Linked DNA regions of Mus musculus: all the other regions are linked to region 1. Evidence: chromatin loops called from intact Hi-C (ENCODE). Cell type or tissue: heart. All regions are shown on one strand.

Region 1 (4,000 bases):
GGGCACCTGGGGAGTTAGTTGCGTTGAGGCCATTGGCTGGGCCTTTTCGGTGGGTGAGTGTAAGATGATTCAGGACAGGGTTTGAGGAGGTCAGCAACTGCTAGGAACCGATAACTGGGGCGTGAGGCAGGTTCTCCCTGGCATGCACATGAAGGAGGGTTCCTCTCTTCCAGCAGACATGGCCTGGCTCCTGGTGGTGCTTCACCAGAGAGGACAGAATGATCTGCATCAAGCTTCCCTGGCTAGCTCCCTCAGCCTCTGGCTTAGTGCCTGCTCTCTGAGGCAGGAGGAGGAGGAGGCCAGGGCCCCTACTGGGTATTCTCTGTGTGAAGCTAAGTAGCCTGGGAGCGGTGTGGGGGGGGGGGGACACGGGCTAGGAGGAAGACCTTGACCTCAGGAGCCCTAAACCTTGCTGACAGCAGACAGCAAGGAGGACCCTTGGGAATAGCACTTTATTGAGGGACATTTGTCTTCATTTGGGGCGGTCTACATTTCATCCCACAGGCATGCCCTGAGGCTCGAGTCTCCCTGACCCTTACCAGGACTGTTCCAGCACTGTACTGTCCCTGTGCTGGACTGAAAAGGAAGCTGCCTCTTAAAGCCTTTGGCAGCCAGGGAGACAGATGTCACCAAAGAACAATGGGCAATTCCCTGTGGCACCCCAGGAGTCTCCTAGCCTCACCCCTCCCCACCCCACCCCCAAGACAGGAGAACTAGGGCAGGGCACATTACAAACTCAGGCTCCAAACCTGGGCCCTCCTGGCTTACCGATTCTGGAAACCAAAGCTTATATCCTGCCTAATAATCTTGTATTTAATTAATGAACAAGTATCCATGGTTTTCAGAAGGCAACCTGAGGAACTAAATGTCCTCTGCGGAAGTCATTGTGACTAGCTGGGAGGTCCTAGCCTGTTTTCCCTCACACGAAAAGCCACTCCAGTGAGAAAGGCTCTGCAAAGGACAGCTGAAAATATCATAGTGAAGATTTACGCGGGTTGCGTTTTATTTTTTTTTTCCCCTGGAAAAGTCAGGATATTGAAAATGTTAGAAGGCTGCGAACTATGGCCTAGATGCTGCCACTAACCCGTGGAATTGTGAAAAAAATAATTTCGCCTCTCAAAGCCTCATTTTGCAAATATTAAAAGAAAGAGAAGCGGGGCCCGGGGGGGGGGGGTTGACCATCAGCAAGGCTAGGCGCTGCCATGCCTATACCCCCTCCCCCCAAACCCCCAACTTGGCTGTGCCAGACTAGCTCTGGGGAGGAGGGGTGTGGTGAGCAAGCAAGCCTAGAAGGCTTTGGTTAGCTTCACCGAGCTAAGCACAACCCTCCCGGCGAGGTTTCCGGAGCAATGGAGAGGGAGGCACGTGGCGTGCCCTCGCTCCAGCACTTTCTCAACGGGCAGCAACAGCTCAGGGAGGAAGGGGGTGGCTGGCACTCCGGGTGCCAAGGGTGGATGGGTCTCTAGACTTGTTGGGGTCGTGGAGCTAAAGCCGCGGGGGCGAAGGGGGCCTGGCTGCTGGGCTCGCCCGCCGCGCCCGCTCGCTGGATTCATTTCCATTTGGAGCGCGACGCCCCAGCAGCCCTTATCTCGCCGCCGCCGCCGCCGCGGCTCTGCAGGCGCGGGCGCCCAGGGCTCCCTCCCTTCCCCGCCCCTCCCCCGTCCTCCTCCCCCGCCCGCCCGCGGCCCGCGCCTTTGTCTGGCCCCGCGGCGCGCTGGGAGCCAGCAGGGCGGGTAATTGGCGGCCGGAGGAGGCGAACCGGCCGGCCAGGCCTCCTCTAATGAGCGGGCGGAGCCGCAGGGAGGGTGCGGAGCGACCGAGCCCCTAATGGCCTCGCGGTGCCCGGCCAGCCCCCTCCAAGGTCTCGGCCGGACGGGACCCGCAGCCCCAGGGTACATCCCCACCCCCATCTGGCCTCCGAGGTTCTCCAATTACCCCGCGGCCGTGCCAGGGCCTCCGGCTGCCCTCCGGGCCGCCCTGTTGTCCCCGGAGAAGTGCCAAGGACTCAACGCTCCAGGCGGAGGGGAGGGGGGTCTTTTGGGGGGCTTCATCGCGCTGCTTGGGGAACTCGGGTCGCCCACAAGTCCCCTTCTTCCCTGAGGACACGGTCACTGGTGGAGAGGGAAGATGGCGGGGGCGGCAGCGAACCCAGCTTCTCCTTAATGCTGATGAAACCCACGCGGGTTTCGAAATTAATGACACTGGATCAGAATCAGCTACGCTTGGCGGGCTCGGGCGACAGCCGGTCGGGTGGGCTTGTCTGTGTCAAAGAGTGCGGTGGGGGACTTCCTGCTGGGGAGGTGTGGAGAGTGGGGTTTCTGGTGTTAACCCCCTCTCCAAGGCCGGGAAGATGTTAACAGAAGCCCGCTGAGCTTTTAAAGGGTTGAGGGAGATGGAGGGACACAGGGAAGCTAAGCTGGTCTCCAGCTAGGTTACCCGCTTTCGAGAAGCCCGCCCAGCAGCTACAACTGACCATAAGCCCCACTGCCCCAGGATAGTGACTCCTCCTGTGGCCCAGCCTCAAACTGCCAAGAATGCCAGCAGACTGGCCCTGTGGACTTTACTCCATCCAGTTCCTACTGCCTCCAGTAAGCCCAGTTCCAACCCACTCTAGAGTATGTGAGACTCCAAGTCACGGAAGCTTCCTGTGAACAGCCGGGCTTGCAGCTAGCTTTCAGACTTGGAATGCAGGAAAAAGAAAGGCCTTAGGGACTTGTGGGTCTTCTGGGAAAGCCCCATGCTGGCCCCAGAACGACCTTAGAGAACCATCAGCAGCTGAGGGCAGTCCCGGGGGCATTCCAGCATCATTTGCCTGAAGAGAGACTGTCACCTCTCAGAGGAAGTGGGCAGTTTCTTCTGAAGACTCCCTATCTAGAACCCTTTCCCTTGGGTTTTCAAGGCAACTCTCACCAAAGTAACCAGTTGGAAGATGTCCACTTTCTATTGATTTTTTCTATTATTAAGGTACAACTTTGTAGGGACAGAAAGTGAGTGGTGGAGAGTCTTAAGCCATCCTGAGAGTCACAGTGGTATCCCTAGAACAAATAACAGGGTAGGGAGAAGAGAAAAAGCGTAACAAATTTAGTTAATTGACATTTTACATGACACAAGAGCCTTCAGATTGAAGGTCTAAATTCCCAGAGAAATCATTTGTATTTGGGTTCAGTGGAGAATGGACAGTCTTGTGGAAATGGGATCGGGCTGTCGTACTAATCGGCCGAGAGGGAAGCCAGACAAGGCTTGCTTTCTAGCATTCTCTGCCCTCAGGCTCGGTGGGGTTTGTCTGGGATGAGGAGCTTTAGGGAAGAAGGACAAAGTTCCCCTTCCAGGTTTGGCAGAGAAGGGTTCTAGTTTCTGTGGCCTTCCTAGTTCTGGAACTTCCTTCCGGGGACAAAATGGGCAGGAGATGGGCAGGAGATGAGAAGACTGGAGAAGGTCGGAGAAATGCTACTCCGGTGTCTTCTAAGCTCCCCCCACCCCACCCCCCCCGCCGCCCCCCCCCCCCGCCGCCGCAGTAGCTTCTTCAGGAGAACGGGGTGGGGGTGGGGCGGTAGGACAAGGCCCTGCCCCGGTCCTGGCCTGGCCTCTGTCGTTGAGGCACTCCCCTCAGTTCCTGGTTAGATTCTGCCCTGGCAAGAGGCCAAAAATGCCAGAAGAGAGCTTTGGCTTCTTATACGCTTTCCTCTCCGTTTACACAACCTAAGTGAGCCCCCATTGCCTGGAAGCTCCGTGGGATGTGACCCAAACAGAGAGACACACTCACACCTCATGGGTGGGACAGCTGGACTGAATAGCCCACCATGCTTGACAGCCTTATTAACGCAGCGAAGAGAAACCTTTCTCTCTGGACTGTCCTGCTGTTCAGGAGCCCTTCCTTGTTCCTCTCCCACCTAACCTACAATAAAACTCCTTTCTAACCCCCCCCCCATTGTCTGCGAAATTCATTTTTTAAATTTGTGAGACAAACCACCCAAAAGCCACTGGTCTGGGGTGGCTCTGG
Region 2 (4,000 bases), 420 kb after region 1:
CGGTGACACAGACAAACGACTGAAAGGAAGGGGATCCAGCTCGCTCTGGAGTTTAAATATACCAGCATGGAGAGGGAACGCCATGATTTAAAAGTGTGTGTTTGCAGACACCCGCATATATTTTAATGATTTCCAGCAAGCTGCACGTCCCAACCCGGCACCCCCACCCCTCAACACAGAAGAGAGAGGATGAAGGTAGGGAGTCTCAATCAGAGACCCACTGACCTTTTTTGTTGTTGTTGTTGTTGTTGTTTGGAGGGGGAGGGGATGAAGGAGAGAGGTTGGTAAACAGGGTGTCGAGAAAAAAAAGAGGCTCCGGGAAGATGCCCAAGCCAAAGCCATACTGGTTTTAATTCTTTTTAAAAAGAAAAAAAAAATCTGATCATGGTGCCTTCCAGCTGGGACAGGACCCTCCACACTGTACAAGAAAGGCCAAGGGGGGGGGAAAATACACTCTGTCACCCTCTTCTTTCCCCAGGAGCCCACAGTTTTTTGAATCTTCCTGTTCTGCTGACAATCCAGAGACCTCCTTCCTGCCCGTTTAACACACCAGTGTTTTTTAGCAATTAAGGCGAGAATGGGGTGGGGATAAAGATAAGCCAATTTTTTTCCGCCATGCAAGTGTGAAAGATAAGATAAGGCTAAGCTGGGGCAAAGCGGCTGCTTACAACCTCCCCTCAGCGATTTTGATCGGTCACTTCTTATCTCGAAAAAATGCTCCTTTCGAAAACTGCATCAAAAAAAGAAAAAAGCTGACGGAAAGCGTTTTCATTTGGAAGTGACATTTAAAACCTAACTGCCTTCCACCAGCAACCCCTCTCCAAAGGCGAGGCTCTCCAGGAAAAGTCGCACCTCTACTGCAGGGTTTCAGGCCTTCTCGTGGGAGGACTGGATTTCTAGTGTAATTAAACTCAAAACCAGGGATGCGCGATGAGGACTTATTCTGCATCTGACACATGTTTATCTTTTATTACTGGTCTATATTTCTGTCTCACCATCGAGAGGATGTGCTGAAACTAAAACAAACAGGTAGCTATATTTGGGAGGGCCATATAATAACTATGTCAACAATGAGGTGGCTGTTCGTTGGAAAAAATAAAAAAAACTCTGTTGATTTTCACAAGACCCTGTAATCGGGAGTGGGGGGCGGGGAGGGCCCAGACCCTGAGAACTCCCAACTAAACTGGACTCTCCCTGAGTTTTATCAATTGTTTTCTCCTCACTGAGGGATTTCCGGAAGACTTTCTATTTGTTGAAGGTTTTGGTATCTAAGCCCACGCCCTCAAGGTGACCTGCAACTCCCCGCCCCCCGTCCCCCCCAATAAAGCTGCTGGCCCAAGATAGCAAGCAAAGGAGACCCCACAACAGGCTCAGAGCTCTGAGGCACCTTCTTCCCGTAAGCACCTCCAGTCTGCGGGCCCGGGATCAGGCTACAGGACCCAAAGCCCAGAGCCATCCGCAGCCGGATTGTCCCCAGGGAGCCGAAACCACCGGTCGGGGAAACCCCTCCTCTCGCCCTTCCCCGAAGAGCCTGGTCGCAGCGTCAGCGCAGAGCGAGCGGGCACTGCTGCCAGCCCGGCCTCTCCGGAGGCCCACAAGCGTCCCATTAGTCAGCCCGAGTTCCCCTTGGACGAGTCGTCTGGCGTGACCTCAAGGCCCGGTTCGGGCAGGGATGGGGTGCGGGGCCGCGGAGAGCTCGGCGGGACCCGGCCCGACTTGGTTCCGCGTCCCTGGACCCGCTGCGAAGAGGAGCGGGCGGGCCAGGCCGCTCCCCGGCGGGCTCCCGGCGCCGAGCTGCGTTTCACGTGCCCGCCATGGCAGCGGCGAGGAGGGGCTGGGAGGCGCGCGGCCGATCCCGCAGGGTCCCCGATCCCGCGTTCAGGTCCCTGGGGCGGGGCGGGGATCGAGGAACACCCTGAAGCCCCCATCCCTTCACAAGGCGAGGGCGACGTCGCCCGATGCCCCGGGGTTCCTAGGGCGCTGCTCCGAGAGCTGCGCGGCGGCGGCAGCCAGGGGAGGGTGCTCCTCGCGGCCGCGACGGGAACTTCCCCGCCGCCCCGCCGCCGCAGTCACGGGGACCGGAAGCCCTCCCGCCGCCCCGAACGGCCAGTGCTGGCCCCTAGGGCAGTCCTAGACGGGAGCTGGCCGTCTGTCCTCCTAGATTCCTCCAGGCTCCAGGCGATTGTCCGCACCCCGGAATGGACCCATTTTAGGCAAGGTCCGGCGAGACGTCCCCCCCCTCCCAGTTACCGCCACCAACACGCCTTTCCCCTCCCTCCTCTCTGGGCCCCGCAGCTGGGACAGGAGGGGCGCTGAGCCGCCACTTGGGCCAGGCAGGAACACCTGCTCCCGAGCCCTGCAGCTGGGCGCGAGGTGCCGGGGAGAAGCTGTCTACTGTTGTGTACAGAGATCGCGGAACAGAAATGGGGCGCTCCGGAGCACTGGAGTCTCCCCCCACCCATTTCCTACTCATTTTGGGCGGTCAACCCCAAAGCCAGAAAGGGCACTGATCTCCCTGAGGGTCTTAGGGCAACAACACCTGAAATCCAGCTTCTGGCCTTAAGAGGTCGTTAGCAAGCCACACGGGTCAAAAACCAGTTGTGGGAACCTTCCCCAGTGTCCACTCCCGCTCTTCAACCCAGACACCCTCATCTGCCCCACGCATTCTGGCCTCGTGCCGCGGACGGCAGTAGGTCAGGATGGCACCAGCATCTCCCCCCTCTCCCGAGGGGCAGAGAGTCTGGTATGGACCTTCGGCTTTGGCACTGCGCGTGGGGGAGGGCCAAAGGGTCCTCCCCATCTTTTCGAACCGGCGGCGGAGCTAACCTGCGAGGCTGTCCCAGCCTCACCCCGCCCCCGTCCGGCCCTCCCCGACTCCCCTGGCCCAGGGCCCGGCCGGGGAAGGCGTTGTTTTGCCAGCGGGAGCCGAGCGAGTGCGCAGAGAAAAGCCACCCTGCTCTAATGAGAGTGCACACAGCGCTGCAGCGAGGAGGAGGATTACCCGGCGGGAGGGGGAGGGGAGCGCGGGCCGGGACCGCGGGCGGCGTGTGCGGCGGCCCCGTGGGCCCGGAGTCCCCGCCTGTCTGGCTGCTAATCGCACGCTTTCTGCCGTTACGGAGGCAGGCGGGAGCCGGCGGCCGAGCCCAGCGCCGGCGACTCGGCGGGTGACACGGAAACATGGCGCAGCGCCCCTCCCCCGCCCGCCCTCCCGGCGCTCCCGCCTCCTGCCTCGCACTTCCTCCCGCCCGCGCGGCTTTTGCAGTTCTAATGCTCTGCTTTCGGCCTGGCACCATTACGCTAGCAGCCGCTTCTCTGCGGCCTCGCGCGTCTCTTTCCCCTTTGTTTTCAGGGTCTATAGAAAAGGTTTGCTTTTGTCCCGAGCTCTCTCGTTAAACCAAACTTGTGGTGGCAACGGAAGGCAGTGCGGGCGGGGAGGGGCCAGGGGATTTTGGCAGCAACAGAGCAGAGCGTGGTGGAAACTTCTCTTGCTGGGTTCCCCGCCACCGCCTTCCAACCCCCACCTCCACTCACAGACAAGCCGCCCCGCCGACGCTTCTCTCCTGAGAGGCCCCAGCGCTCCAGGAAGAAGGCCTGGGACACAGGGACTGTGACCACGGGCCTTCGAAGAGACCAGGGTTCTTGTCTGTGACCCCAGACTTTTGGCACTCAATGACCTTGATCCTTGGTGCGTTGACTTGACTTGGCTTTCGTCTGGTCCTTCGGGGCCCTGTTTCTCAGTCAGTGAATAAAGGAAAGGATCGAAGTAAAGTGTTTAGCGTGTGATTCTCCTTTTCAAAAGGCTGGCTGGAACCTTACTCATTTACTGTAGGCCTTCTTTATAGAGTACGGGGCAACAAGAGGGAAGCATGGACTCAAAGGACAAATGACAGAAAACCTTGTCCCCGGTGGCTGGCCACCTCACCCACACTCACTTAGCATGCCTTTGGGAAGACCTTGCAAAGCGCGGGGGGGGGGGGCTCAGTGTTGCTCCCTCGGTTCA
Region 3 (4,000 bases), 140 kb after region 1:
CACCATAGGAACTTCCCATCCTGAAATCTCCTTGGTCACCAACTGTAGAGACTTGAAGCTCCTCCCAGGGGCTTGGTTTGGTTTGGTTTGGTTTGGTTTGGTTTGGTTTGGTTTGCATCCTGGGTGTGGCCCACAGAACAGGACATTTCCCCTTAGTATACATCTGCACACATGTATATAGAAAATGGAGTCCTTAGCCAGGTGTACACACACACACACACACACACACACACACACACACAGAGAGAGAGAGAGAGAGAGAGAGAGAGAGAGAGAGGCTCTTTTTGCCCCTAGAACCATCGCACACACACACATACACCCCGGCTTCCGTTGGGTGTCCCAGGAAAGAGTTCCCGATACACACACCTATCTGCAGAAGCTTAGCGATGGTGTTCTCATGAACACCTGTGAGGGAGGCAGGCCACATGAAGGGCAGAGCAAGGCATGAAACTACAGTGCAGTTGTTCACAGAGGCTTCAGCTGAGCCAACGGAATGGTCTGGAGATGCAGAGATGTCAAGAATTGAAGTACTATGACAAGTGCTTCCATGCCCCCATATAGACCAGTCGCAGAATGAATTGCTTTCCAGAAGTTAGGCGGTCAAGGCAATCAATCCAACTGCCATCAGCTAAGGGCAATTCCAAGTGGGAAGTAGAGCACTCTTCCCCCACCTTGCATCCACACCCTGTCCAGCAAGACTCCTGCTCATCTTTCCAGAGGCAACCGGAGACGGACCCATCCTTTTGAGACTGGTAGTGAGAAATGAGCACCATGGGCTCAACACTACTTCTGTATGGGGAGATGACCCCGTTTCAGAAACATGGGCTAGCTCCTTCCTATCTGGGTAGTGAGGAGTAGAAGACATAGATCCCTCTTTCCCACCTCAGCCCCAGCCTGTTCCCAGAACACACTGATGCTTCCCTTCAACAGCTGAGTGGATGGATGCTGCCTGGGAGGTGCCAGCAAGCTGGTGGGAATGTTCCAGCAGGCCCGTGGGAATGTTGCAGCTTCCACGATTTCCTCTCTGTCAGTGCCTCAAAGTGTCTACAGGGCTATACCAATGACAGGCAAGCACAAGAAAAGCTGGTTTCTACAGCCAACCTGGCAATCTCTCCTGGGCTCAGGCCAGGAAAGTCCCACCCTTGTTCCCTTCTCTGCCCATCGTACTGCTGCATGTCCATTTCTTAGCTACGAGAAGCAACTGCATTTAGAGCCCTCCGTGCCAGGGAAAGCCCAATGCCATTGCCAACCACACTACATCGCCGTTCTTCTGAAGGAAATTACTATTGATCCCACGGCTCTCCTCCCCATGCTGTTTGCCGGGGACAGCCAAGGATTCCCGTGCCAGCTGGGCTCCCACACGGCTCAACTGTTCCTGTACCAGATGGCCAGACCAACACCCTCTGGCTGCCGCACGCTCCCTGGGAGACGAGGCTCTGACGTCTCTCAGCCTGGCTTTTCATGCGAGAGGACAAGGACGATGGGTTAGGGATAACAGGGCCAATCAGGTTATTCTAAAATCCCTGCATTTCCAAACCCTAGCGATTATCAGCATAACCAACAAGGCAGGAAAACTTATTCCATAGCCTTCACTTTTGCCGGTCTTTTGACAAACATAAGTTAAAAGCCTCCTTGGCTTGGGGATGCAAAAACATAGAACCTAGTCCTGACCTTCAAACAAGTTGCAATCTACTAGGTACAGATTGGATGACTGACTGCATCTTTATTGATCAAACAAGGGCACTTCTGAGACTATGAAGTGGGTGCTACTCAGAGTTAATCCAGTGTAATGAGCTAAAGTAGGGTTTGTTCCAGGCAAACCAAGATGTTTAGTCTTCCCAAATGGTCATGGCATGACCAAAGTTGGGGAGTGAGGATTGGGGGGGCGGTCTTGAGGGGGGATATGGTGCTGTTTGGTGGTGCCACAAGGTGGCGCAACTGAAATGCCAGCTTTGCCTTGCCTTTGTTTTCTACCTTGACGAAAACTTTCCATGACCATCCAGCCAATACAACCCATCCACATGTGCTGGAGCCTTAGGATGCTGATTTAGAAGAGCCAATCACTAAATTTTCTGAAAACTTGCAAGTCAGTTGTTGAACACACCATTAATATAACTTAAAATAAATTAAATACAAATAATGAAAACTTGAAATGGGGTAAATCGTATTCGAAGCAAATTCTGCACATTCACATCTTCCTACCTTGCCACAGCCTACAAGTCTTTTCGCCACGGAGTCCCTGTAGTCTAGTCTGTGTGGAAGTACTCTGCAATGCTGAGTAGCCTCTTCGTGCCTCCCGGCCCCTCCCCCCGCAGCTCACTGTCAGCGCATCATGTGGGAAGCTCCAGGCTAGCTGTGGTGGGAATATTTACACCACGGCGATCAGCAGATGCTACAAATCAAGGCTTGGGTGGGGGCAGGGAGCCCGTTGTTCAGCATTTACCATCCCATCACTGGGACCGTTATTTAAGTTCCATAATTTATGTGGCTGACTTCATATGCCATGAAGAGGTCTATCAGATTCTGAGAAATTATAGTGTCTCCTTGTCTACTCCCAAACTCAGGAAGTTGAGAAAGGTCTGTTTCTCCCATAACCTCTCTGAATATTCAGAAAAAGGGGAATCCACAGAGACGACCCAGTAATGCCCAGTGACATGGCAAGCCGGAGCAAGAGGAAGTCCAAGCCAAAAGAAGATAGAAAACATATCCCCCACCCCTCAACCTTTACATGTGCACAATCAAATGAACCAATAGAAACTCAAGGTAGACTCTCATCTGTGATTGGAGAGATGGCTGGCAGGAGGAGGAGGCATCTGGAATGGATGGCACATAACAAGAGAGTCAGAGGTGTGTGTGGGGGTGGGGGCACAGATAAGGAAACACAAGGCTGAGAGGAAGCACCGTGGGATAAATAGGAAACATCTAGAGACCAGAGCAGCTGGCCCACCTTGAGAGAGAACTCTAAGTGAGCGTTGGGGTGGGCAGGGAGACATAGCCACTGGCAAACTTGCTGCCCAGATGGGGAAACAAAAGCTCCAATATCTAACTCCTCCTACTGGTCGGATGGTGCCTCCCATTGGCCAAACCCCACAGGAAGCCAATGGCCCCGGCCCTGGGATCCAATTAAGGATCAACCTACTCCACTCAGAACAGGGTACAGAAACATAACTGGGATGAGGGAAAGTGGAACAGATTTGCCCAGCCAGCTTGGTTCTGCCCTCAATCACTAGGCTCCAAGAGGACACGCCTGGGACCACTCACTTGTATGAGGCCTGGCCTGGGGTGGCAGAGCAAACCACAGACTGGCTGTGAGCCCAGAAGCAGGCAGGCCATGTGGCCTGGCAATGCTGTATGGAAGTGTTTGAGGAGACTGTCCAAGCCCAGCTAACCAGTCGCTCTGCACATGCCTGTTCCCAGCTTTCCATGAGCCCATGATGATGTCTGTGCACAGGTGAAGGTTTCACCTGAATACTAATAACTTCAGGGTCTGGACCTTGCACGATCCCCTTCTGGAAGTAATTTGTACCTTCAAACTACTTTTCTTTAAAATAAACAAATAAATAAATAAAATAAAAGCACAAAACCTGTATTAGTTTTAGGCTCCCACACTTGGATCTTCGCAGCCAACTATAAACAAGGAACAGGATTGGTTTCTTCCCAGGGCTAAATCCCAAACCGGTTCCAGAAGTGGAAGTGGGGTCATAAGGGGCTGTTATTCCCAGGAGCATTCCCCCAGTCCCCCGCCGCCCCCAACACTGGGTTAATAGACAGCAAAGTAGGCATAGGCCTTTTGTGGCCCAGCACTTATGGAAAGCTGGGGGCCTCCTCACCCAACTCCGGAAGATTCCCAACGAACATTAGCATAGTAAAGGCTGCAGATAAAGAAAGCGTTTGCCTTTGTTTACCGTGGGGGTTGCCCATACTTCCTGGAGCTTAAAGCTGAAAGCGAAATGGGGAGAGTAGGCGTCTGATAAGAGGGTTTTAGGCTTGGGGCACAGCT
Region 4 (4,000 bases), 330 kb after region 1:
TGGCTCCTCTTCCCCTCCCTGGCCAGTGTCCAGCAGAAGCTTTTCTCAGAAACTTGGGGGCACACTTATAAAGGTTATCTGGACGATGTATGTATGCCAAAGAGGCAGGCTTCAGTGGATATTAGAGATTACAGACTCTCCTCTTCTCCCCATTTCCACCCCCCCCCTTATTTTTTTTTCTTTTTTTCAAACAGAACTACAGAGGAGGACACCAAAATTCTTGGACCCTAAGGAATTTTAAAAAGGTTATCTTGATTACTTAAGCAGGGGTTTTCTGAGACTCCCAGCCAGTGGGAAAGAAGAGAAACTTCTACAGTTATATAACCCTTTAGCAATTGGTTAGGTAAGACCTAGGGCCTGGGCAAACAGAGAAACCAGGAGTGGCAGTGTGCCCATTAACCCTTTCAAAGCCTAGAAGACAGCCACAGGGAGGGTTGGGTTTGTTTTGTTTTGTTTTGTTTTGTTTTGTTTTGTTTTGAATCCCTAGGCACCCACTAGGCAGTGGTGGCACATACCTTTAATCCCAGCACTTGGGACACAGAGGCAAGTAGATCTCTGGTAGATCTCCGTGAGTTCGAGGCCAGTCTGGTGTACAGAGGGAGTTCCAGGACAGCCGGGGCTACAGAGAACCCCCACCCCCACCCCCACCCCCACCCCAAAGTCCCTAAGGCACTCGGCTACTCTGCCATTTGCTAAAACAAGCCTTCACTCCGAAACCAAAGTTCATGAACCCAACCTTTCCATGTCTGCTTTTACTTCCTCTTCCAGGTCTTCCCAATCTGCTTCAGCTGTGTGCTAAGGAGGAAAGTCCACATTTCTCAGTGCACTGTGGTTGGCCTTCCCAAGCAGGCGAACTCTGTATGTACCCCAGGGCTGCCCAGCATTGCCCGGTACAGTTTCCTATGTATCCCCTGGATGGGAGGAGCACTTGAGACAGTCGGACTGCAGGAGAAAACTGAAGGACTGTCTCCATCTCAGAAACCTTAGCCAGGAGGGGATGGGGGCCTGGTGCTTCTGGTTTGGGCCCAGGGATGCTACACGGGGCAGGAAGCCCTCTCTAAGGACATAAAAACAGAGGATAATCTGCCTTAAATTTTCCCAGCTTTGACACAAAAGGGGGGAAATAGCCTGTACAGTAGGAGAGAGCATCTAGACTAGAAGGTGTAGGGAATATCCCAGGAATTGGCAACCCCTGATGCCTTGCGAACCTGGGACCTAGGAAAAGACCAGGGGCTTTATCTGGCCTTGGGCAGGCTTCCAACCAAGGGGTTCACACAAAGTGAGCCCTCTGCCTCCCCAGAGCACAACCTGGCCCTGCAAGAGCCCAAGAGGACTCAAGTCCCAACACATGGGACCCTCCCAGACCCCACCCAGCCCTCACACCAATCCCAATCACATGGGCGAAGGAGGTCAATGTCGTTCAAGTAATTTCTCTGCGAACACAAGATGGCAGCCTTAAATAAATGCAACCCTGCGCAGCTTTTAATCTTACACATCATTAAATTCCTAATTTACACATTATGTTTTCGTGGGCCAACCCATAACTCATTAGTGTTGAACTCACGAGGTATAAAGACCACGGCACGATGGGCGCCAGAGCGCTGTCACCTGCCTGGGTTAACAGTGCCTGCCTTGGGGGCAGAAGGAAGGCATGAGAGGCGCACTGGGGTGCTAGTCTGGGCCAAGGCCGCAGCACAGGGGACCCGTGGGTACCAGGTTCAAGGTTGCATGTCGTGCTCACAGCGCTGCTGCAGGGTAAAATGTTCCCTCCAACCCTCCCGGGGCCCGCAGGCGCGAGTCCACTCGTGCACACTCACTGCTGGCACATTGGCACCCGGGTGGTGGAGCGGGGCTCCAGGCCTTTCAGGCCTCCTTGGCAGACATTTTCCTATGGAACAATTTCAAACGAGCAGTAAAAAACCAGAAACCACACAGAGTTACAAACTCTGGCTGGTTATGGGGCCCCTTTCTCCACCTCTGGCGGGGGCCCAGGGCCAGGAATTCATCAAAAGGCAAAGTGTACACGCTAAGGGCTGTGGGCGCTCTGTTCTGAGGTCCCATCTCTCCTCTTCTCCTATTGTCGAGCAGAGCAGCCTTAGCCCTCAGTTTTTTGTTTTGTTTTGTTTTGGGGGGTGGGGTGGGAGGGTGGGGGATGGGGGTGAAATGCAAGACCGTGAAAGCTGCTGCTTCCCTTCTAGGGAATGGACAGGCAGGGTCACCCAGTGTAATCTGATCGTCAGCCCCTGGCCTGGGCAAGGCGTACCCTGAAGGAGAGGGAAGCTGTGGCCTGCTCCGGCCTGGGATCTTAGGGACTTGATGTGTGCGCGGGACCGGAGCGCGGACGAGCTGGCCTCGCTAGGCGGTACAGGGCCAAGCCCCTTAGGTGCTTCGCGTCTCAGCCAAAGGCGGCCAGCTCCGCGCCTGCGGCGGAGTGGGAGGGAGGAGGCTGGGAGAGCGCCCCGCCCTCGCCGCCCGCGGTCACAGGGGCAATTACACTCCTCGCTGCAGACGGTTACCAGCTCGCCCGCGCATCCCTCTCCGGCTCCCCTCCCTCCTCCGCACAACTGCTTGCTCCATCTTAGCGAGGGCGCCGCGGAAACGCGGCGGCGGCCGGCGGCCTCTGGGGACTTCCCTAGGCTTCTGGCTCTCCGTGAGCCGCCCAGATCGCTGGGGCGAGGCCGTCGTCCTCCCCACCACCAGCCTGGGGAGCGATTTTGCCGATGGTGAAAGGGCCGCCAAACCCTTCCCCGAGGCTTTGCAAAGCCCCAGCCCCAACCAACGCAGCAACCCCCACTCCTCTCCAATCTCACGGGTGCCAGTAATCCGGGTGCCCCCCTGACCCGTGTGTCCTTTCCTAGTCCCAGAGCACGATTAAATCTCTAGCCCGAAACCTCAGAGGGCTTTAGTCTGCCAGGCAGGCGTCCTCGGCACCAAATTAACAGTCCCCCCCTCCCGCCCCCTATGGCTTCTACAATTCCGGAAGGTGTCTTTGAAGCTGTGAATGAAAACTCGGGTTTTGGATTAAGGCTTTATTTCCACCTAGCTGCGTGATTTGAAGCGAGTTTCTTAACCTTGGATGTTACATCTGCAAAGTGGAAGAAATGACGCCCATCTAAGGGTGGCTGCTTGGACTGGGAAGAGATACATATGGGTAGTAGGTGACATGCTTGGCACAATATCCTGGTGGAAATCATTATTGCCACAAGGCCACAACTGTGGTGACATTAGTCAGATCTCCACCACCACACACAAACCCGAGGCTAAGGCCTGTCGGAGTTCTGGCACGCTTCCTGCAAAACAAGGTGCGCAGAAGCCACGAGCTAGGCCTGAAGGGAGGACAGTGGGAGCGAGGGGTTGCTAACCAAGCGAATCCCTCAGCCATCCTTTACAAATGAATAGGGCTCTGTCTCAAGCTTCCGCCATTCCAACGCCAGGTCTACAACGCCTAAGGCTTAAACCTGGCGCGGCAGTAAATTTAGCCTGAAGGCAGCGCCTCTTGTGGGGCGGGGATGGATGTCTCCTAGCTGGAAGGATGGAAAGCGATCAGGGTAGGGAAAAGGAGTTGCTTCTGGGAAGAAGGGTCTGGGAAAAGAAACATTTCCGGCCGCTGGAGGGGCACTGACGAAAAGAAATAGGACGCAAAAGAAGCCCCCCCCCCCCCAGAACTTGGGCCACTGTGGGAGCCGAGCGAGACAGACTTCCCATCTGGGAAGGGTTGCCTACGGGTAATTGGGTTTGCTCGAGTTGCCTCTATAATTAATAAGTGATTTGACTTGGAGATTGGAAATAGTCATTGAAAGGAAGCCGCAGGCTTAGGGGTGTGAGGCCCGGGAGCCTCCCTCCGAAATCCAATGGCCGAGAAGAAGGACGGTTTGAGGAACAGGACGAATGTGATAATATTGGCATCCAACCTTCTAGTGTTTGAGTAATTCGTTGCTTAGCTACTTTGGATAGGCCATTATTTTGCAAACTGGAAACATTTGCAAGTGGTGATATTTTG
Region 5 (4,000 bases), 64 kb after region 1:
TGACACCACAGGTGTCAAAGCTAGCCACGGGCGTCCTGTTTCCTGTCCCAGTGGCATGACTATGACCAAAGAGGAGAAGGAAGAAGTCAGTCAGGGCTCTTTGCAAAGGACCAGAGGACAGAGCATTCTGTCAGCAAGCCTTTGAACTTGTTTTGGAACATGACTCCAGGAGCTAAGGAAGCTCTGTTGGCAACAAGAGACAAGACCAAGGGCCAGCATGAATAGGCTGAGGATGGTGGAGCAGAAAGGAAGGACCGGGGATATTGACTGCAGCAGTGAATGCTGAATTCATTACCCAGGAGTGGTCCTGTGCTGGACTTCTTGGTTGCAGGGGAAAAGAATTTTGTGGTCTACACCGCCTGCAGTGAGCTTTGAGTTGTAAAACATAGGCATCAAATACCTCTGCAAGCACCCTACCTCCACCGCAGCCAGCTGAACCCTGCACTGCCTTCGCATACCTACTTCACTAACAGTTGTGTTTTTCTACTTGGTGCCAGGGATGAAACTGGGGTGGCCAATTTCAGACCCTAACAAGGTCCAGTTGCCCATCAAGCATCATGCACACACACACACACACACACACACACACACACACACACGCTTGATCACACATGCACACATACATACATATATTCATGTGCTCATACACTTGCATGCTCATTCACATACACATTCATTCACATATTCACACACACTCTCACACATACATGCTCTAGCACACATACACAGTCTCATGCACACATATACAGCCACATACACTGACACGTACACAATCTCGTTGGCACACACACAAGTATGAAGTGTACATATGTAATCATATATAATCACTCTGTACATGAATGTCTCTGATACGGGTTGAGATGTATACTCTCAAATTTGTATGTTAGCCTCTTCACTCCTAGTACCCCACACTGTGACTTCAACTGGAACTAGGGTCGTTGTAGTTTCAATTAATTAAGATAAGATTATAGTACAGAATGGGTCTCTAATCTGATGGGATCCTTATAAAAAGGACACATTTAGAGGCAGACACACGTCCTTGGGGATTGGAATCACTTGGCCATAAGTGAAGGAACTGCCAGCAGCTAGGAGAGAAGCCTGGAGCCAATCTCCCTCTATCACTTTCAAAAGGGACAAAGGACACCCTGGGTTTGACAGGGTTATAGCACCTTGACTCTATGCTTTCAACCGCTAGTAATGTGAGAAAATGCATTTGTATCCTCTAAGCATCCCTATGCATGCCAATTGGTTACAGTATCCCTAACAAACAAATCCTGTTGCTTACATACATAGCAAGGCAATGGAACTACATGTGGACCCATTTCACCTACAGAGGACAAAAATCGTATGTTTGATGGAGATAGTGCATCTTTTCTAAGTTGTGAAGTTCCTCCAAATGTCTTCATACACAGAATGGGCTGGGCAGGCCAGTTGGGCAGCTGCCCAGAGCACCAGGCTATTAGAGGATCCAAAATATCACTGGAATAAATAGAAACATCCCGGCCAGTTGACGCAAGTCTCCACAAGCTTCTACCAAAGTAAACAGCAGCCTTTTATGGTAATTTAAAAAACACTCTTGCCAGGCACAGACCCTCTCTTTGGGTATTTTTGTACTCCACCCATACAGCTACCTGCCATCCGCTCCCACTCTAAAGCCAAATAAAGGATGGTATCACTATCTGGCACAAACGAGTATTTGCTTTATTATGCAATTTGTAACTCCTTCAATATGTTCCCCCCACAAACTGTCTGACTTGAAGAAATGCCTAAGAAAGCTGATGCAAGGAACTACAAAGAGGGTAAGATATTTTACCATTTTAGACCATTAGTTTTCTCTACCCAGGGGCAGTAAACCACCAAGTAAATCTGTCCTGTGAATAAGAGTTTTTAATTAATGTTTGACAGAATCTGTCGCCTGACCCACAGTCTCCTTTCTGCCCCTTTCCCTAGGCTAAGAACAGCTGAAATTTCACTCGGCATAAGGTCACTGAACATAAAGACTACATCTCCCAGGCTCCCACTGGTGCAGAGAGGCTCAGGCCAGTGAGATATAATCTGAAGTACCCTGTGACAGTTCTGAAAGCCTTCCTTCCGAAATAGTTCTGCGTCTTCCTTTCCACTAGTCACAACATGGCATGCTGGTCTCCAGTCCACCTGGCGGTCTAAGATGTCAGAGTCATGGGATGCAAGGAGCCTGCAACCTATAGACTTAACAAAACAGAATTTCCATGCCAGCCATAGACCACCCACCATAGATGAAAGAGAAGTCACCTCTACCTTGATTTGGGTCTATGTGACACTTGCACCAAATGCTGTTGTGCTAGGGATCTGGGTTTTTCCGGTATGAAGACGAACCAAATTATTGTCCCCTGTGAAGTGCTACTGGCTTGGCTTGGCCTTGGTCCAAGCAAGTCTGGATCTACTCTGGTATCCACAAAGGCACCACTGAATGACAGGTGGTATGACAGTAACCAGGTAAACAGGGGACCAGGCATCATGAAGGATAAGCCCCCAAGTCCTGCAGTAAAGAAAAGGAAGCTGAGAGGCGCTGTTGATGGGTTTGAAAGGTGGTTGCAAATTTTTTGACATGTATTCTCTCAAGAGACGGATGTGGTGCCCTTCAGAAAGTGCTTTCCTCTAAATAGAATATGGTAGGAATGACGCCATTTCCAAAGCTAGGTTAGAAGAGGTATCTGTCTTTTGACATCATCACTCCTGAAATCCTGCAGCCATAATGTGGGGAAGCCAATTGGCGTTCTGATCACCAGCTCTAAGTAATGTATTAACCAACAACCAGCAGACATATCAGTGAACAGACTTTCAAATAACCCAGCCCCCACCCCCACCCCCACCCCAAGCTGACAGAGACCAGAACAGGAGAGAGTCATTCCTGATAACGCTTGCCTAAAGAATATATCCAATGAGCAGGTCCCTAAAGTTTGGAGTAGTTTACTATGGAGCAGCAGGTGGTCAGAGCAGCTGCTTGCTCTGTCACATCGCGCATGACAGCATAGATAGGTCATCAGCCACCACAGAGGTCTCTGGAAAGTTCCAACGTCATTTTATGGGTTCTTAAAAGAAGGCAGGAGTCCTGAGAGAACTGAGCTGGAGAACTAACGAGGGTATCCAACAGTGGTGTTAAGAGCACAAAAGGGCCTGGCAAATACAGAAGTGGACGCTCATAGTCAGCTATTGGATGGATCACAGGGCCCCCAGTGGAGGAGCTAGAGAAAGTACCCAAGGAGCTGAAGGGGTCTGCAACCCTATAGGTGGAACAACAATATGAACTAACCAGTACCCCGGGAGCTCGTGTCTCTACCTGCATATGTAGCAGAAGATGGCCTAGTCGGCCATCATTGGGAAGAGAGTCCCCTTGGTATTGCAAACTTTATATGCCCCAGTACAGGGGAATGCCAGGGCCAAGAAGTGGGAGTGGGTGGTAGGGGAGTGGGGGGGGGTAGGGTATGGGGGACTTTTGGGATAGCATTGGAAATGTAAATGAAGAAAAATATCTAATAAAAAATAAATGATGTAAAAAAAAAGAGAGCGCAGAAGGGATTAGAGAGATAGTCAGAGTTTATGGATAGGCTGCTCTTCCAGAGGACCTGAGCTCAATTCTCAGCACCCACATTAGGTGGCTCATTACTACCTATAACTCCAGCTCAAGAGGATCTTAAGCCTTTAAGCACCCACACTCCTGTGCATACATGCATGCGCGCGTGCACACACACACACACACACACAAAACACGCAAACAGTTTAAGAGGAAGAAAGAATGCCCTAAGTAGGAAAGATCAAGGTCGAGGGAACCAGCTGCCACAATGACCTTATCCAGAAGCTGTTATTAGATACCATGAGCACATAGGTTCACTTGTGCGACAACGACCGTCACACTCTGATAATTCCAGACCAAGGAACCATTGGGACAGTCCTCACTCCTCATCTTACACATAAAGAGTCACCTTTACACATAAAGGTCTACCAGAGATGGCCTTACTTC
Region 6 (4,000 bases), 410 kb after region 1:
ACTTTGTAGACCAGGCTGGCCTCGAACTCAGAAATCCGCCTGCCTCTGCCTCCTGAGTGCTGGGATTAAAGGCGTGCGCCACCACGCCCTGGCTCCCCTCTTACTTTCAATCAGTCTCACTAGTGAAAAGTCCATCTCAAGGCAAAGGGGAGGTCTTGGTAATTAGGCCCCTGTATCTAAGCACAGGGTATGTATGCATATGCGTGCCTTTTGTGCTTTCCCAAGTGACCCTCTTTACTTCTTTAAATGGGTTTTGTCTTTGCAACACATGGAAACTCTGCCCCACTTTCCAGTTTCATGACATCTACAGTTTTTCTTTTAGAATACCACTATACATGGTCTACATTTACATACCCGTGTTTACTCTGCTCTTGTCCAGTTCTTTATCTCCTGGGCATCTCTTCTACTAGGACATTGGGACCAAAGTCTCTAGATTTGTCCCAGCACTTGTCATTCAGAGATACATCTTAATCTGAGATTCCCTTTCTACTGCTTAGGTTCTTTGGCTAGCCATATAATGAAGTTCATTTCCTGGCCTGACCAGCATGGCTTTGCAGTTTAAATGTAAACAGAGGAACCTTAGGCCACACATTTTTAAGGGGGAAAGGAGGGAGGGAATAAGTTAATTCTATATAGGGGAACCTACCTATCAATATCCAGCCCCGAATAGAACTAGACTAACTTATGGTGAGCTGCAGTAAATTTTAGGTCATCGATACACGAATGATAGAATTTTTTTTTAAGTGTCCAGACCATCTCCAATTTGGATTGTCTCTCCCACATGTCTGATTATAACTATTCACAAGTTCGTGGTTAAGTATTTATGGACAACTCAAGGAATGCTGTGTTCTGCCACCAATACATACATGCTGTATTTGCTGGCCTGGCATCTCAGGCTGGGGGGGGGGGCTTTAATCTGGAGGCGTCTGGGTCAGAGAGACCTTCTCTCACTTTGAGTATCCCCCTACATGCTTCAGGTCCCCATTGGAAACAGAGAGGTCTATATAGTCTGCTCAGAAACTCAGATTCTTAGGCGAGGGTGCCCATTTTGAGGTCAAAGTTCCCAGAATCAGGAGTACTAGGTCAAGCTAGTACTCTGTCGAGCAGCTGCATTCGATTTGTGAAAGAATGGGCGGATGCACACAGAAGAGAAAGGAAAACACGAGTGGGTCTAGAACCCAGGCCCCCACCCCGCAGACCACTCTAATAAGTCACTTTTACAAGACTCATTGTCCCTCCCCCCATTAAACTATTTACCGCACTTAAAGGGTTAAGAGACACCCCCTCAATCTGCCTTCCACCCGGCAAGCAAGCCCGGCTTGCTGGGTCGGCAGGCTAGCTTTAGCTTGCTAGCTCACAGCTCTCCGGAGTCGGCTGCCGACTCCACTGCCCCCCACCCCCCGTCCTTCAGCCGGGAGGGAGTCTGCATGCCTGTCTAGACCGATCTATCACCCGCACACCAACAACACCCGCGAGAGCGCGGAGACCCTGCTCAGGTCCCCCTGGCCCGCACGGTTCACAGCGGAAGGAGTCCAGCGAGCGTGACGGCGCCTGCGGGGTAGGAGGTGAGGGTCCAATAAGAATCTGGCCGACCCGAGCACCCTGCTAGTCTTCCCCAGACCCTACCCCTTGCGCTCGCATCAGCCCGGCTACCCGGGCACTGTCACAGCTCTGCGCGCTGGGCAGTCCTATTTTTATCTTGTCTAATCCCAAACTGGGCGGGGAGCACAGGCGTCGTGCTTAGAGAACAAGAGATAGGCGAGGGAGGCGGGGAGGAGCAGCCAGGCAGCAAAGCGAGCTAGAGCGAGTTAAAGACACAGTGGAGGCGGCCGCGAGCAGGAAGAAAGAGCGGGCTGTGGGGACCTCGCGGCGGCGCACGCAACACACGGCCCTGCGAAGTTGTTCTGGCCTGCCCGCTGTCCCTCACTGACCACCCCTCCCCACTTCCCAGCGGCACTCTCCGCAGCAGGGACCGCGGGGGCCCGGGCTGTGTGGGAGGCGGAGGCCAGGCCGGCCCTGCAAAGGGCTGGAAAGAATCGCTAATGAGCTGTGCGGCCCATTGATCCAGAGAACACTTCCTAATTAACTCTCAGTCACCTACTGGTGACAGCGCCTCAAAGGAGAGAGCTGGGGCCGATCGAGCCCCAGTCCAGACCTACCCGCCCAGCGCCTGGTGACCGAAACCCGCGTGATCCCCTAACCACCGCAGGCAATTCGCGTACGTGGTGGTGTACTCCGCACACTAAAGGCCAGCCTCAGATTAAACCTGGACGGCATATTAATCATCCCGGCTCCGCGTAGGTCTACACGACACAATTCAATCCCAAATAAACACCAGAGGCGACACTGCAACCCAGACCAGGTAACTAGTCGGGGATGGAGTGGGAAAGGTCGAGAAGAGAGTATTCCCCCCAAGAGTCCACATATAGGTGTCTCTGAGGTCGACAATTGAAATACCTTCCACACAAGCAATTCTGTTAGCAAAATCCAGTACCGTGTACAGGTCGGTCTCTCCCGGTGGTGGTGTCCGTTTCCAATGCCACAGAAGTGTCAGATGGCTAGAAATACCCAAGTCTGTCTGCTCACCACCCACCACCTTCTGGGGTGGGCTATTTCCTCATTTTTTTTCCTCCCGGTCCATTTTAAAGTATTTTTTTTCCGTCCAAGGAACTAACCTTAGAACCAAATAGCAGTACTCATCCCTAGCATTCTCTCAATAAGGGTGCGCAGGGAGGGGGTTACAGTTAAAACCCCGGTCTGTCTAGTCTAGACGCAACCAGGCAGGACGAATACCTATTTGAGGCGCGCTGGTTTCTTTTTAAGGTTTGTTTTTAAATAAACATAACCCTCCTCCAGTTCCTTCTTCGCTTTTCTATTCCCCCAACCCCCACCCTTTAGACGCCGGCGGCGCGCGTCTTCGCGCGCGGGTATTCAGAGTCTAGCTGGAGGTCGCAGACTTTCTGGAAAAGATTCATTAACAGCAAATTAAGCCTGGCTCGGCCTCGGCCTACAAGGGGACAGGTTCGGTCGTCTTCGGGACGTGGGTACGTGTTCCATTGAGCCGCCGGGCAGCCAGAAGTCCGCCGGGACTACACGTGCCACGAGCCGCCCTACTCCGTTCAGGGCGCTCGGAGGCTCTCTTCGAAAATAGCAGGCTCTCTTCGCCGCAGCCCGCAGCCCCCGAGTTTGTGGCGGCTCCGTAGCGCAGCCTCCCGCCTGCTTCAAGCGCTGGCCCTGTGCCGCCTCGCCCTCCCCGCCTCAGCCGAGGATCGCGCCCGGTGCGCGAGTTCCTCTTCGCCTGGAGCCTCCGCGTCGCCCTCCCTCCGAGTGGGACCAACTTCCCGGGGCCGCAGACTTTCACACGCCCATCGGGGCTTCCCACCAGGCTCCGTACAGCCAAGCGGAGAGCCGAGGGCTCTGCTCGCTCCCCCACGCCGTCCCTAAACAAGCAGTCTACAAGGGCTCCAGGAGGCTCCGAACTTAAAACCTGCCTTGGGACGCCTCCCGAAGGGAAGGGATGGAGGTGGGGGGGGTCGAATTAGAATCTTAAAAGAACATTTACAAAACAATGCATCTGACCTGACGGGTCGCCGGACTGGCCCATTCCGAATCTCCGGCTCTCCGCTGTTTCCTAGTAGGCCCCCCCCCCCGCCCCCGTTATTCCACGTGATTCACGCTTTGGGGCAAGCCAAGGAAAAACCCGGGACTCCCCTCCGGAGTTGAGCGACGACGGCAGGTCGAGCTCGGCTCGGTCCGAGGCGCCCGCCGCACACACTAGCGCACGCTCAAGCCGGCGTTCCACTCGGAGGCACCGCCGGGCCCCAGGAGAGGCCAGACGAAGCGGCGGCGGCTGGGGGTTTTTACAGTTCTTTTCCGAGTCGAAAAAGAAAGCAGACGGGAACCCGCCGCCCTCCCCTTCCTGCTAGCGAGGTAACGCCGAGACGAGGTTCCCAGCTTCCAGCCCAGCACCCCCCCCCCCGCCTGACTCCCGACGCTCGGC
Region 7 (4,000 bases), 490 kb after region 1:
GCCTGAGGATCCAGCTTGGGCATCCAGGCGGGAAGGGCTTAGGGTTTAGGACAGTGAGCTGGAGGCTGGTTAGTCCTAGCCAGAGGCCGCGCGTAGCCAAGGAAGTGAGAGGGAGGCCCGTGGAGCTCAAGCAGAGACTCTCCACTACATCACCTCTAACCCCACCCCGCGCCAAATTAGAGAGGTTGGGTTAAAGCTCTGCCTAGGCCTTTATCCCTTTTGCACCTGGCCACCACCCCAGGCCAGTAGGATTGCTTGAATCCTTCAGGGAAGATTACAGAGCACCCCTCACCTCCCCATTCTGAGTAGTTCTAGGCCTCCAGGAAACACCAGCAGGCCTAAGTCTTTCTTTTCATATTCATTTTAAGCCAAGTCGTTGCCTAGCTTCCTGGTCTTCGCCCAGCAGACCTACATCACCTTGCTGTTCAAATCTGTCAAGTCCTACTTCCCGGTCCCAGATTGTGTGTGTGTATGTGTGTGTGTGTGTGTGTGTGTGTGTGTGTGTGTGGTGGGTGGGCTATCTACCAGCATCTGCTCTCCAGACCTACATTAGGGGGACAAGGCCAAGAAGCTACTTTGAATTTATATTCTTCCGGTTCTTGTCTTAAAATGTGGTTTAATCCATTTTAAAGGACTATTTTCGTTCTCATTAACCTCGAATTTTAATGGTGAATTTTTCTTAGAGCATTCCAAAGATTCGCCCATTCTTCAGAAACTTAATTCGAAGTGATGTAAAAGAAAGGGGTGGGGATTCCTGGTCTGAACGTGCTTTGGGCTTGACTGTATCTTCCATAGCCTTGCAGGGATGGGGGGGGGGTGGTCTTAGTTCTACTTCTTAATTAACAAAGCTCTGGTGCCTTCCATGTGTGGGAGAGACCCTGACCACAGCGAAATGGACGGGCCAAGCTGCCTTTGCAAAGCACTTTAATACTTCCAGCCTCTTCAATCTACTTAAGGAGGGCAGAGGTAGTGTTAACTCTCACAGAGGGGGAGGCTGCCTCTACTAGCCCCCAAGTTTCAAAGTGTTTGTGTTCATCATTGAAGTGTGGTCAGAAGCCAGGTGCAACCTGTCTGCTCCCGTTGAATACCCATGCTACCCTGAATCAGTGTCATTTGGTTAAAATGGTGCATCGTTTTTGTTTTGGTTTGGTTTGTTTTCTGGAAGCTGCCTACCCTACCCCCCCCCCCCCCCCGCTTCAGACGATTTCCCTTCATAGCCTAAAAAAAAAAAAAAACAGGAATTGTCTGTGTCAATTCCGACTCCCGGCCACGGAGGGCTATTTTAAAGTGTTTCTGCAGACAGACCCTCTGGCCCCGCCGGAAGTGTTTTATGGACCTGTGAGTCCAGTTAATCCCAGGAGGCGAGGAAGGATCAGCCCGGGGTGTGGGAATCCTGTGTTTAGGTTATCCTTATGGGACTTTGGGGGGGGGGGGACACTTAGTGACTTTGGCAATATAATGTGCCCTCTCTCCATGAAACTCGAGATTTGAACCAACGAGGAAGGAAACAGGACAGGCCCCCATCGAGGTGTGGCCTGGGGAGGAGGGGTACACTCTGGGACCACAGTGAACTTGGTAGGCAAAGTCGAGAGCACAGTTGTGTGAGCCAGTCCCCCACCCCAACCCCCGGCCCTGACTTTATCTTTCTAGCCTGTGGAAAGCGAGAGAGCCGCGACCCGGGAAGGAGCCTTAAAGAAACATTCAGGAGCGACTCGCGACTGGAAGATGGCAGCGGCTCCCCTGGGTTTCAAGGTTCCAAAAAAGGTGTTCTGCCTTGAGGAGTGAGGACTCCTGCTCCGCCCCCCCTCTGACAGTCTCTCCCAGGGTCCCCAAACCACTAAGCCCCCAAGTGCGCCTAGGCCGCTCAGCCTCTCCAGAACACGTAGGGATGTCACACTGTGGTCCACATAAGCTGTGCGGTGCAAACCTACTAGTCCTCTTGGGAGATAGGATTTACTCTCCCGTCCCCAAATTCAGACACAGGCTAAGGTCTCCTATTTTTACTCCTGTGTCTCTCGGAAGCACGGGTAGAATCGATCCTCTCTAGCAGCTGCCACTTCTCGGGGGACAAGGGAGTCCATAGGCCTGGCTGTGCGCCCCAGGCTTTAACAGCGTGTGCACTTATGCGGGCTGGGGGGGGGGGGGAGGGGCACAGCCTTCCCCACCTGGACTCTTCGAAGCAAACAATCGCCGCGAGCTTTCGAAGCACCAGAGCGAGCCAGGAAGAGGAAGGGAAAGTGGAGGCCTGGAGCGCGCTTGGAAAGCGTGTTTGTGCGCGCGCTCGGGGGAATAGGGAGCTGGTGGTAATCGGGCTGGATTGAGGGCAAACAACCGGATCCAGCCGTCCCAACTGGGCTCTCCAGCTCCAAGCAGGGGAGCTTAGCTCAGGGCTGGCGCCTCAAGTGGAGAGAAGACCGGAGCTTCTGGAGGCGCCACTGGGCATCTAGCCAGACCCACCGGAGGAGCCTAGGGGCGCGCCTGGAGACGGGGGACCTGCACGAACCAGTCACCACCGCGGGTGGCCGTTTACCTAAGCCTCACAGGACCACTGAAGATAGGCGATAAGGAGTTCCTGAGCAATCGGCTACCCCCAGGCCCTAGTCACCTCCGGCGGACGTGACTGCCGGATGCTATGCGGCTAGGTGGGCTAGGGGCCTTTGCACTGTCTCCCTTGGCCCTTTCTGTGCTGCAGAGTCACGAGTCACAGTAGATTCTGTTACCTAAGTCTGGAGTTTTCCTTGCGCCGGCGGGGGGGGGGGGGCAGCCAAAGATGTTGGGCATCTTAAGCCACAAAATTTTGGGAGGGTTGGGAGGGAGGTTTTTTCCCTTAGGGGGGGAAAACCCTTAAATCACACAGGCTACAGCGTGGGAGAGGCCACACGGCCCTCTTAGGGCTTTGGGCAAGCTGCTTAACAGTTCTGGACCCCAGGGGCGACACAATTAAGGCAAGGAAAGCAGTCTTAGTGTCCACCTCATAATAGAGTTGGTCAGAGGAGAATAGGCTTCCTGTGTGTAGACCACGCCAGTGCCACATATGCTTGCTAGGGTATTATTGTATTCCCTTCCTATGGGTAAAGGGGGGGGGGGCACTCTCCCCCGAAGTTAAAGTTACCCCAGGTCTCTCGGGAGGCATGTTTGGGCAAAGTGGAGAGTACGTTCACTGTTTTTGTCCACAAGATAGTTAAAGCAAAAATGGCCTCAAACTATCTCTTGACTCCTTAACCTTAAAGGCCTGACTTGGTGGTGTGAAAGAGTAGCTTCCCCCAGCCCTTACAGTCTCACGCTGGATCCCAGGTGGGCCTGGGCTTTAAGGCAATCCTCTGCTTCAGTTTCCCGAGTGCTAGAACTGTAAGGAAGAGCTAGCCAAGCCTGGGGACTGGGCTCTCTGCTGGCATTCATTTCGTTTGGATTACTGTCAAGTTCCAGGCAGGGATCAGACACCGCATCTTTACACTCTCCCCGCGGTCTTGAAGGACACAGCAGGGGTCTTTCAGAAATACTCTCCTAGCCCACCTTTGTTCAAGGTGATTTTTCAAGACGCGATTCCAAGCTACCTCGTTCTTGGTGAGGCTGGGTGAAAGGAAAGTCCTCTGCCATTAGTGGACTACATTTTACTGACACCCAAATATAAATAATGTTCATGTGAACAGGATTGGTCAGATTCCTATCTAGGAAAGGCTCTCCTTACTGTCTGGCACGGTAGGGAGATGTGTGCAGGCAGCAAAGAAGGGTCTGAAGGGTCCAATACAACTCATAACATGAGGCCGCTTTTTTTTTTTCTTTCTCAAAGACAAGACATTTCTCCTAAGTGGCTACCGGCGGTAGACTAATCACTTAAATGTGCTGGCGATGGGCTGTGGCTCTTAGTAGATCCTTATCTGAGCTGTGAATGCCAGGCTGCCAGCCCCGCGAAAGACAAAGAACACAGACGCTTCTACGGTTCGCTCCTTAGAGCCTGGGTCACCTCTGGAGCTTGCCCTGTACAGTCTCTATCTACCCC

Evidence for each region. A loop is a pair of places that touch in the nucleus more often than their neighbours do. Peaks named below come from ENCODE experiments on the same cell type or tissue, not always from the same donor. Only the 100,000 strongest peaks of a DNase experiment are listed, where the experiment ranks them.
Region 2: a loop joins it to region 1, with 2.0 times the contacts of the local background. A loop is called at or near these places in 6 of 42 quality-filtered maps.
Region 3: it touches region 1 in a loop (1.8-fold over the local background); 5 of 42 quality-filtered maps call a loop at or near these places.
Region 4: it touches region 1 in a loop (2.2-fold over the local background); 3 of 42 quality-filtered maps call a loop at or near these places.
Region 5: a loop joins it to region 1, with 2.0 times the contacts of the local background. A loop is called at or near these places in 4 of 42 quality-filtered maps.
Region 6: a loop joins it to region 1, with 2.0 times the contacts of the local background. A loop is called at or near these places in 6 of 42 quality-filtered maps.
Region 7: a loop joins it to region 1, with 2.6 times the contacts of the local background. A loop is called at or near these places in 2 of 42 quality-filtered maps.

The regions. Positions count from the first base shown.
Region 1 is chrX:11,663,093-11,667,092 of GRCm38, forward strand. No RefSeq gene overlaps it. Among named protein-coding and RNA genes, the nearest start is that of Gm34187, 130 kb to the left of the region's middle. In heart, no CTCF peak of the experiment used is centred here; DNase peaks (open chromatin) are centred at 1,379, 1,759 and 2,679; H3K4me3 peaks cover 1,898 bases; H3K27ac peaks cover 3,794 bases; H3K27me3 peaks cover 1,951 bases.
Region 2 is chrX:12,085,526-12,089,525 of GRCm38, forward strand. It overlaps a transcript of Bcor not described here. Among named protein-coding and RNA genes, the nearest start is that of Gm46687, 5.0 kb to the right of the region's middle. In heart, a CTCF peak has its summit at 2,033; DNase peaks (open chromatin) are centred at 1,586, 2,136, 2,916 and 3,476; H3K4me3 peaks cover 3,468 bases; H3K27ac peaks cover 2,878 bases; H3K27me3 peaks cover 3,175 bases.
Region 3 is chrX:11,799,467-11,803,466 of GRCm38, forward strand. No RefSeq gene overlaps it. Among named protein-coding and RNA genes, the nearest start is that of Gm26314, 49 kb to the right of the region's middle. In heart, a CTCF peak has its summit at 1,962 (motif pointing right); no DNase peak of the experiment used is centred here; H3K27ac peaks cover 340 bases; H3K27me3 peaks cover 2,174 bases.
Region 4 is chrX:11,996,709-12,000,708 of GRCm38, forward strand. No RefSeq gene overlaps it. Among named protein-coding and RNA genes, the nearest start is that of Gm34301, 3.4 kb to the right of the region's middle. In heart, a CTCF peak has its summit at 2,467; a DNase peak (open chromatin) is centred at 2,473; H3K4me3 peaks cover 1,318 bases; H3K27ac peaks cover 2,803 bases; H3K27me3 peaks cover 3,607 bases.
Region 5 is chrX:11,727,203-11,731,202 of GRCm38, forward strand. No RefSeq gene overlaps it. Among named protein-coding and RNA genes, the nearest start is that of Gm26314, 120 kb to the right of the region's middle. In heart, no CTCF peak of the experiment used is centred here; a DNase peak (open chromatin) is centred at 1,509; H3K27me3 peaks cover 1,546 bases.
Region 6 is chrX:12,075,497-12,079,496 of GRCm38, forward strand. The region is part of intron 1 of Bcor (BCL6 interacting corepressor); the gene reads right to left. Among named protein-coding and RNA genes, the nearest start is that of Bcor, 3.1 kb to the right of the region's middle. In heart, no CTCF peak of the experiment used is centred here; DNase peaks (open chromatin) are centred at 1,725 and 3,365; H3K4me3 peaks cover 3,056 bases; H3K27ac peaks cover 2,693 bases; H3K27me3 peaks cover 3,218 bases.
Region 7 is chrX:12,153,646-12,157,645 of GRCm38, forward strand. It overlaps a transcript of Bcor not described here. Among named protein-coding and RNA genes, the nearest start is that of Gm46687, 63 kb to the left of the region's middle. In heart, a CTCF peak has its summit at 2,416; a DNase peak (open chromatin) is centred at 2,376; H3K4me3 peaks cover 2,245 bases; H3K27ac peaks cover 2,999 bases; H3K27me3 peaks cover 3,402 bases.